Linked DNA regions of Homo sapiens: region 1 is linked to region 2. Evidence: chromatin loops called from intact Hi-C (ENCODE). Cell type or tissue: GM12878. All regions are shown on one strand. Each heading gives the region's core, and the rest is flanking DNA. Links, peaks and the distances in the headings are about the cores only.

Region 1 (5,383 bases), core at 302-5,301, 220 kb after region 2:
AGAACAAAGGTGGAGGCATTATGCTACCTGACTTCAAACTATACTACAAGGCTACAGTAACCAAAACAGCATGGTACTGGTACCAAAACAGAGATATAGACCAATGGAACAGAACAGAGCCCTCAGAAATAATGCCGCATATCTACAACTATCTGATCTTTGATGAACCTGACAAAAACAAGCAATGGGGAAAGGATTCCCTATTTAATAAATGGTGCTGCGAAAACTGGCTAGCCTTATGTAGAAAGCTGAAACTGGATCCCTTCCTTACACCTTATACAAAAATTAATGCAAGATGGATTAAAGACTTACATGTTAGACCTAAAACCATAAAAACCCTAGAAGAAAACCTAGGCAATACCATTCAGGACATAGGCATGGGCAAGGACTTCATGTCTAAAACACCAAAAGCAATGGCAACAAAAGCCAAAATTGACAAATGGGATCTAATTAAACTCAAGAGCTTCTGCACAGCAAAAGAAACCACCATCAGAGTGAACAGTCAACCTACAGAATGGGAGAAAATTTTTGCAACCTACTCATGTGACAAAGGGCTAATATCCAGAATCTGCAATGAACTCAACCAAATTTACAAGAAAAAAACAAACAACCCCATCAAAAAGTGGGCAAAGGATATGAACAGACACTTCTCAAAAGAAGACATTTATGCAGCCAAAAAACACATGAAAAAATGCTCTTCATCACTGGCCATCAGAGAAATGAAAATCAAAACCACAATGAGATACCATCTCATATCAGTTAGAATGGAGATCATTAAAAAGTCAGAAAACAACAGGTGCTGGAGAGGATGTGGAGAAATAGGAACACTTTTACACTGTTGGTGGGACTGTAAACTAGTTCAACCATTGTGGAAGTCAGTGTGGTGATTCCTCAGGGATCTAGAACTAGAAATACCTTTTGACCCAGCCATCCCATTACTGGGTATATACCCAAAGGATTATAAATCATGCTGCTATAAAGACACATGCACACGTATGTTTATTGCGGCACTATTCACAATAGCAAAGACTTGGAACCAACCCAAATGTCCAACAATGATAGACTGGATTAAGAAAATGTGGCACATATACACCATGGAATACTATGCAGCCATAAAAAATGATGAGTTCATGACCTTTGTAGGGACATGGATGAAGCTGGAAACCATCATTCTCAGCAAACTATCGCAAGGACAAAAAACCAAACACTGCATGTTCTCACTCATAGGTGGGAATTGAACAATGAGAACACATGGACACAGGAAGGGGAACATCACACACCAGGGACTGTTGTGGGATGGGGGGAGGGGGAGGAATAGCATTAGGAGATATACCTAATGCTAAATGATGAGTTAATGGGTGCAGCACACCAATGTGGCACATGTATACATATGTAACAAACCTGCATGTTGTGCACCTGTACCCTAAAACTTAAAGTATAATAATAATAAAAAAAAAGAAAAGAAAACTCACGGGTTCTGTTTTGGATCTGTTCCATCTGGAGACTCAACAAACATTCGAGTAAGATGCTGGAAGGGCAATTAGATATATGAGTCTGAAGTTTAAAGGAGGTGTCCAAATTACAGAAATGTAGGTATTTCAACATATAGATGTTGTATGAAGCCACAAGACTGGTGCCCTCAACTATAGCCAATGTTGAGGAGTGATAGGGTCAAAAACTTGATTGGAGAAGCTTCAAGAGAGAATGAGAAAAGAGGGATGGTAATAACGCAGTGCAACTAGGTAGAGGGGGCATTCATATACATACTTTACAGGTGAGGAAATCCAGGCTCAGAGAGTGAGTGTAACTTGCTAAAAGACACACAACTGGTAAGAAACAGAATCGGGCTACAATCCAGGTCGCCACAAATGAGTGTTTCACCCATTTCTCCAGGCCGACTGGACTGGGACTTCTCTGCTGTCCCTTCCTTCCTATACCCCTCTTGGGTTTTATTTTTTGGCAAAGGAGATATGGGGGGAAAGGGGAAAGAAAAACTACAATTGATACTCTAAATGAGATAATATATGTAAAGACCCTTGGAAAACTGTAAAGCCATATAGATGAAGGGAAGTATTACTATTAAGTTTGGTAAGGTTTATTTATAACATTATCACTTCCTGTGATGGCTAATCATTTTAATTTCCCTCAGAATTGACCTTTAAAATGAGGAAAATTGGACTTAAGTTAGACAAACTAATGCTATAATTAAAACATGGTCAAGAAAGATTTCAGGGATCTTCTGGCAAAGAGATTGGGGAAGAAGCCCATCTCTCTGGTTGACTTCCCCTGAAAGCAAAATAAGCCATGAAACAGATGGTGAAAGATACTGTTCATTTTGCCATGAAATAGATTGTGGAAGAAATATTGATCATTCAATGAGGAGCTATCAAAACTGGTTTTCCTTGAAGGCAACTCTGATTTTTTAATAACATGATCTGGATGGGAACACTACCCATCCAGCTAAGGAGCATTCATGGACGAAATCTATGAAAGCTTCAAGAAGAATCTATCTGCCCCATGAGTAAAAGACTGGCCTAATTTGAGGTCATGTGTGACAGAAAGAAAATAGCATTAACCCAAAATGAAAGTCTCTGAGTCAGAGAAACCCGTGTTTCTCACTTTCCCCTAGATTTCTCAGCCAGCCAGAAAAGGAAATAACATGATCCCATCTAAGGACTTTGTATTGAGAAACTAGGTCAATCATCATCTAACTAAGAGCCTCCTATTGAAGTAAATGAAGCGTGTTTAGGAGATTCAGACAGATGTGCTTGTAAGTGGTTATCTAAATGTGACCCCTAGTGTACAACTTGTGTGGCACTCACAGGGGAAAATCTAGGTGATTTGATGGACTGGAGACCACAGAATCATGGAATGCTCAAGCTGGAAAGAACTAGAGAGCATCTAATCCAGTTTTCTAGCTTTACAAATGAGTGGTTACTATCTTTCTATCACTAGGCAAGTGATTAAGTGACTTGCCTAGGGTGAGATAGTGGCAGAGCTGGAATGGAACTAGGTCTCCTAAGCCCCAATCTAGTCATTTCCTATCCATTTGAGAATGTTTTCCATAAAATGCCATTGTCTTTATGTAGTTTGATGTAGGACCTACCTACAGAAGAACGTGGGAATTAAGTGTTGATTTCACATTGGCTAATATGAAGAGGGTATTGACATCATTTATATGATCTGAAGCAGTGCTCATTAGTAATTGAATCTTAAAGTGCTCATGTTAAGAATTGCTAGAAAGATTGAAAACACTTTCCATATTTTCCACATTGCACATCACACATTTAAGTGGCAGATTATGCCACTTCTTCTCAGCCCAAGGTTCCTAGTGATCTTCAAAAGAAAGAAATTATATCATGGAACTAGAACATTCAGTCAGGGTAGAAACCTGCTGGACTGTCTCCCAAGGTTCCCAGCTATGGCCATTTGTGTAGGTAGCTATTATTTTTCATCCATGGTTCCAGTAGTAATAGAGGACATTGTGTCCTCCTGCATACTGGTTCTCCCAACCCAGATGCCCCTCACTGCCATCCAGTGAGTATTCGGGTCACTCACGCTGTAATTTCTTCCAATAGTTTGTTGCATATTCCATTGTTGGATCCATCCCCTTCTGGATCCCCTCAGTCTGTAGAATGACCTTGCCTTCCCCCAACTTTACTGAAAAAAATCAAGGCCATTCAACATGACCTAACAAAGCTTCCCTTTTCTTCACTCTACAATGTCTCTTTATCTTTTGTCCTTTCCAAAAAAGAAATATTCCTTTTCTTTTCAATGTCTAGTCCTTTTGTCCTTGTGAACCCTTCCTGGGACATTGCTTCATCAGTTATCAACATTCTCTTCTTCATTTCCATTTTCTCTTCTCTTTATGACTCCTCCCTTAGCTAGAAAAATGCCCACAAAACTTTTAAAAAAACTTTAAACTCAAACTTTAAAAAAACTTTAAACTTAAACTTTAAAAAAAAGAATCTGTTGGCCAATTCCTCTCAAGTTAAATCCATTTTCACCCTCCCTTTTACTTCCAAATTTGCTGAATGATCGAATTTGCCACCTTCTTTATGCCTTGCAATTTCAATTTTAATCCAAGAGTCTCCTGGAATTATTTTCCTAGAAAATTAAAATAATCAAAATTGAATCATTTGACCCAATGACCTATTCTTAGTTTTCAGACTTTCTTGACCTTTCCATGGAGTTTTGTCCACTCAGAAAATATTTACTAAAGATCTACTTTGGCAAGGCTCTGAACTAAGCCCTGTGGGGAATAAAGATGAGAAATGCCTTGCCAAGAGCTTAAAAACTAGTGGGAGAAACAAACAGAGAGATATACCAAGTGAGTGCTTTTTCCTTACAGCAATTTGGTTATATAAGTCAGCGATATTTTTCACATTATTTGTGTGTGTGTGTGTGTCTAATCATCCCAGTTAGAGTATAAGTTTCTTGAGAAAAAGAACCTGGTCTTCTGTCCCCAGTGTGCCCTGCATAGAGCCTTGGCCTTGGTAAATGTTTGTGATAATCAGCCTCTGAGATGGCCCCAGTGGTTCTTGCCTCCTGGTTTTCATGCCCTTGTGTGGTCTCTTTAAATATTGAATAGGTCTAGTTTATGCAACCAATAAGATTTTGAGGAAATGATGGTCTGTGACTTCTGAAGCTAAGTTACAAAAAAATTACACTTTTGTCTTGTAACTGAGAAAACTTTGCAGCTACATATACAGTCTACCTTTTATGGAAAAACAAATATGACTCGGGGGTAGAACCAAGAACTCAGAGCATGGAGCCAAGCACAATTAAGACTTATGCCGGGAAAGAGTAACACTGACTAGTGAGGCCTCTTGTGAACAGCCCGTGAAGAACTGAGGCAGGACTCCTGCCCGCAGCCATGTGAATGCACCATCTTAGAAGTGGCTTCTCCAGCCCCAGTCAAACCTTTAGATGACTGCAGCCCTGCCAAGATCTTGACTGCAACTAAATGGCCAAGCTAAATTGCTCCTTGATTCCTGACCCATAGACACTGTGTGAGATAATAGATGCTTTTTTTTGTTTTAAGCCACTAAGTTTTGGGGGGTAATTTTTTTATGTAGCAATAGATTACTAATACAGTGTTTAATAAATATTTGTCCAGGAAATAAATCATATCTCAAGAAGGAACATAACCAAATCCCAAGTATGCTTAGTAACTAAACTAAACAAAACAAAAAAACCTTTCAAACATATACTCCTAGGCCCTTGGCAGGGAGAAAAGTTGACTCTCAATCATAATATACCCTCTTTATGGGCCCAAAATACAAAAAGAAAGCAAGGAAAGATGTTGTGATTCACTTCACTGTTGACCAATGTAGACTGTATATTGTTGTCTTCTTCCTTGAATATGCAAGGAATGTCCAAA
Region 2 (5,383 bases), core at 254-5,253:
TAATGGAAATTGGTGTATTCTGATTGAGATATGTTTTATTCAATAACATGGAGTCAAAACAAGAAGATTTTTTAAATGTCCTCTGTTCCCATGGAGCTTGCATTCTGCAAGAGCAACAGACATCAAAAAGATAACTGGGCAAATGACCACATGATTGCAGTTGGGATAAGTGCTAAGTCTAGGGTAATCTTCATATCACCCTGTGGCATGTATAAAGGAAGACCTTTTGCTGGTGTTTTGTAAAACCAGTTGTCTGTGTCATTTATTTTAACATGTAAAGTACACTGCCTTGTATTGTTACAGATCTTTTTCTCCATATCCGGTCTCTCCTGAAGAACAGAGTATTCTACATTTGTTTTATATGACCCCAAGGTGCTTATGTAGCATATTATTTATACATCTAATGAGGTCTTAATATTTTTTGAAAGAGTGATTTCATTAATTAACGGCAGATTTTAGTTAATATGTACAGTCTGCCACAATATACTTTAGGCATTTCACAGTTTTCTCATAAACTGGTTGCTGTTTCTGTCCCGGTTTTACACATGACAGAGCCAAGACACAGACAAGTAGAATGACTTGCCTGTGCGGGGGTCCTGGGTTGGCCAGTGCATTCATGTACTGGACCAGGGCCCCTGTATCTTGCAGTAATGTATCCGTGGGCGTTTCCCCCCAGACATTCGAAGCACACAGCTAATCTGAGAAAGAAGTGATTTGGCGAGGGGTTGGGGGAGTAGGCGGTGGGCACAACGGTTCCAGGTGACTTTCAAGTTGCTAATGAAAGAGGATCAAAGCGCTGCTGAACTGCTCACCTCCCCGCTTGGCCTGCCTTGCCCAGCTGACTTTCTTCCAAGGGCCTCAGAGGCAGCATTACCACAGGCATTAAAGATGGGGATGGGGAAAGAAGGCCCAGAGGGAAAGGGAACCACATGCTTACCTGCTAATCACTGCCCTGCAGCTGAAACACTGCAGAGCTGGCTGCTCTGGGATAGGAGAGGAAGGCCTCATTTAATCAGGAGAAGAAAGAGAACCAGGGGCCTCTGAGATGGCCTGCAAGGCATCACGGTCTGTGAACTGGTCTGTGAACTGCGGGCCTGCCTGGAAATGCATTGTCAGAGTAGAGTGATGCTTTCTTTGTAAATCCCTTGTCTTCCCTGATTCCTTTTTCCTGACTGAATCAGGCCAAGATGCTCACCCAGAAGAGCACAGCATCACCCTGTCTTTCAATCCCCAAAGTAGCCCTTACCCCTAGACAGCAACATCATCTGTTACAATTGACAGCATGAAGGAAGGCATAACCCCTGCAAAGTGACTGCCCTACAACTCAATTTGATTTTGAATCCGCAAGTGCAAGTCTCATTCCTGGTAACTAATAGTAACAGAATCTGCTGATGTATTCTACCGCATCCCAGGGAGACTCATGTAGCCATGAAGACTGAAGAGGATTAAGTTAACCTTCCATTTTATAGCTGCAAATTACTGGGTTGATGTCAGGTAGGGTGAGGAGTATGTTCCGGTTATAGCTGGTAGCAAGATGGCTGCATGCATCATGAGGCTTTGGCCTAAAAAGCTTGTCATTATATAAAAAAGCTATAGAGAGCAGAGAAAATGTCATTTCCAATTTAGAAGATCATAATCGATTTTTAACACATTGGTCCTTAGGTGATACAGAATTCAACAAAAACGGGGCTTATAAAAAGCCAGGGTTCATAAAATTACAAAGATTATAGACAAAAATAGATAACATATAAGACTTACCAGCTGGGCAAGGTAGCTCAAGTTTGTAATCCCAGCACTTAGGGAGGCCGAGGCAGGCAGATCACCTGAGGTCAGGGGTTCTAGACCAGCCTGGCCAGCATGGTGAAACCCCATCTCTACTAAAAATACAAAAAAATTAGCCAGGCGTGGTGGCGGGCATCTGTAATTTCAGCTACTCAGGAGGTTGAGACGGGAGAATTGCTTGAACCTGGGAGACGGAGGTTACAGTGAGCCTAGACTGCGCCATTGCACTCTAGCCTAGGCGACAAGAGCGAAACTATGTTTCAAATAATAATAATAATAATAAGACTTACCATTTGCCAGGTCCTGTGCAAAGCACTTTATCTCATTTGATCCCTGGGAAACCCCATAAAGTACTATTATGCCATTTCTCAGATAAAGAAACTGAAGCTCAGAGACGTTTAGTTGCTTGCCTGTGGATATAACACTAGAGAGCGGGAGAGCACAGTATTTGAACCCAGGAGGTCTGATGCTGGAGGTCATGTTTTTAACCTTATCTCTGTATTGCCTGCCCAAGTGCTGGCTGTGTGCATGTATTCTCAATAATCCCTGGCCAACTTCCTGCTTTGCTGTCAGTAGCAGAGCTGAAGAACTTACAATAGACGGCAGAGGGCGTCCAGAGTCACTATTTTTAAAAGGTGCTAGTTTTCAAAAGCATTTCTGGAATTCAGAGAGAACAGAGGTCCACATAGCAGGCTAGACAGGAAAGGTAGCTGTAGATAGACTTTAGGGAGTATATAGAATATTGCCTTCACGCAGGTTAAGAAATATTTAGTGTTGAAAGGATACTTTTAAAAGAGAGAAAGCAGTAAAGTTGATCCTCTGCAGAAAGTAGACCAATGTAAGTATCATGCAATGTGTCCATGTGCGTGTACACGTGAGCACACATGCACACACACATTAGATGTTTTGTGAGAAAACATACACTCAGTTTCTTATGAAAGAAAAAGGATGGTCATTTGTCTCACTTGGGAAAGGGTTTCCTCCCAAATTGAGAAGGAAAATCCCCCCAATTAACTGTTTGCCTTTATTAACTAAAATCACATTTGTGTGTGAAAGAAGTAAAAAGGAATTAGGATCTTGGTTATTTTGATTGTCTCTCTACCCTTCCAGATTCATCAAATGATAGTCAACCTTACTGTCTCTTCCTGCCATCATCAGGAATGACTAAATCTTGGAGCGTTCTCCATTTAAGTGAGGGAAATGTTGGATTCCCGGTGTATTTATCACTGCCCATCTCTAAGAATAGGTCAAAGATGAAATTCCCATTATCATGAAACTTTAATATATATTGAGACTTCACAGAGCACTAACTATACTGGGGCTGGGATGGGGATTCTGATGAGAGATATCCCTGACAGAGACCAGAGCTCAGGAGGAAGAAAGGACAGATGCCCTTGTTCAAGATGACTTCTTCATGGGCATCGATAGATACATTCTTGAAAACCACCCAAAGTACCTAGAGGAGACCCTAGTGCAACTGTGCATTGTACAACAACTGATGAGGTAAAAGAAACAAACTGTTAATGACTCTAAACAATGTGGCCCACAGAGTTGGTATGGTTTGGCCACACCAGCTCAGGGATAAAGGTACTAGAAAAAATCTTGGGGAAAATCCTATTGTACATATTCCTTACATAATGTCTGTGATTTACCTCACTTATCAAATGAAAAAAACCCAAAACACCTGGTTGATGGCCATTTGGTCAAACACCTCTAGGAGTCTGGAGTTGAGTGGCCAGAACTCAGTCTTTCTTTACATGCTGTGTTAAGCAGGCTTTTATCTCATTCAGGTGTTAGAAGTGGAGGGAGGAACACAGTTAGGCTGTGTTCTACTGCACTGCATAGGGAGGCAGGGTATCACCCAGGCACAACGCCCACTTTGCAAGTAAATAATCAGTAGCATGAAGCTCACTTCTGCAGGACCCACCATGACAAAGTGGAGAGCTGGGCGGTTAACCAGTGAACCAATTGAGTGGCTCTGGGCTCCTATACCCCTTTCATTCCACAGCCTGTGATACACCCTTAGAGTCAAAATATCAAATTCAGTGGGCCATGAGTCTTGCCCAAAAGTATAAATCTTTTTTTCATATGGACTATTTGGGTCTATTTTCAAAAATCCCTTTTTCTTCTCTAAACTATCTCAATTCCACATTTCACTTTGCAGGTGTAGACATGACTTTTAGGTTGTTGATGATTTAATGCTATTGAAATGTTCTTATATGCAAAACACCTAGATAGATGCAGAGTGTGGGACAAAGACAACCAGCACATTGCTAAGCCCAAGTAGCAAATTTCCTGACCCCATTTTAAAGGTTCTGAGACAGATAGGCGGAATAGGTCCCCCTGTCTTTGAGTAGAAGAGTTGGCAAGCAAGCTGGACTAAATGGGCCATGTGCAATTTTGCTGTCTGTTCACATTTCAAATAAACTAATGTGTTATGATTTTTTTTTCTCCTTGAATTTTACTTCCTCTTCTTTCTCTGTTCTTCTATTTTGTGTCTTCCCCATCATTTTGTTAATGCTTCTCCCTTTGAAAAAAAAATATTTTAGGTCCCTTTTTCAGGTTCTTTTGTGACAGAGCTTGGCTTCCTGTGTTCTCACTCTTTCACTCACTGACTCAGAGTAGAGGCTGCTTTACTGGAACTTAGGAGAAGCCAGAGGTTTGCTTTCAGTCCTGTTTTCTCCCAAGCCTAAAACTCTTATTTCAAGGGAGAAGATGTGTAGGCCAAGTTGAGAAAAGCAAGCAACAAGCCTAAAAATCATTTTCCTCACCAGCTGCCCTTGGGCTACATCCTGTAGAAAGGTGACAAGGACACTTGGAGCTGTCCATTTGCTCCCCAAATGTGTCTCCCAATGCCCAGCATCTTATGCAGCCTTTGACATGAGTAAAGTCCCTCAAGGTAAGCCATGGGAAAGATCAACCTACTACACAACCATCTTTTACTGCAACCCAAGGTACATTTTAACTTTCCCAGTTTATTTGAAGGAGAATATTAACAAATATCAGTTTTTTCCCCTGGAAAACATAGAGGAAAGATTAAAAACAGAAAAATGTTTGCCAATTCAGTATTTCCAGGCCTAATATTCAGATACCACCTAATAACAATGAACTTTAGATGTAGGTTTAAAGCCCAACTCTGGAACTACATGTCTCATCCTCTACTTACAGCTTAGAAGATGCTTACTACCACAAAATTAATTATATTATACTACTACTTTCATCTTTATTGTTTTAAGTTGAAGCAGCCAAACTGCATTTGTCTGCAGCAATTAGGGAAGGAATATTCATTTGTAAGTTAATCCCAGTAACTAGTTCTTAGAATTGACAAATGAATAGAAAATGCTCAATCAAACCTCTGGGTAAGAATTTGAAGATTGTTTCAAGTGAGATCAGGGAAAATTGTGCAGCTAATTAAGACAACCATGGGAAAAGAGTGAACCATGATGTTCATTATGACTCAGTTCATAATACTTCTAGGTAAAGTCCACACTATTTGGAAAGCACTGCAGCATTCCTGGTGTCAAAACCTCCAAAAGCACATTAGAAAAGTGAAAGATGTTGGTCCATGATGAGCTCATCTAGTTATTTTAGGATTTCTGTA

What was found. Peaks named below come from ENCODE experiments on the same cell type or tissue, not always from the same donor. Only the 100,000 strongest peaks of a DNase experiment are listed, where the experiment ranks them.
Region 1: a loop joins it to region 2, with 8 times the contacts of the local background. A loop is called at or near these places in 4 of 110 quality-filtered maps.

The regions. Positions count from the first base shown.
Region 1 is chr5:72,582,004-72,587,386 of GRCh38, forward strand. The region is part of intron 7 of TNPO1-DT (TNPO1 divergent transcript); the gene reads right to left. Among named protein-coding and RNA genes, the nearest start is that of ZNF366, 77 kb to the left of the region's middle. In GM12878, for the core only: a CTCF peak has its summit at 2,795 (motif pointing left); a DNase peak (open chromatin) is centred at 2,628.
Region 2 is chr5:72,364,173-72,369,555 of GRCh38, forward strand. PTCD2 (pentatricopeptide repeat domain 2) reads left to right here. Exons shown (of 10, transcript NM_024754.5): 10 at 1-4,223. Among named protein-coding and RNA genes, the nearest start is that of PTCD2, 46 kb to the left of the region's middle. In GM12878, for the core only: a CTCF peak has its summit at 2,376 (motif pointing right); a DNase peak (open chromatin) is centred at 2,409; H3K27ac peaks cover 389 bases.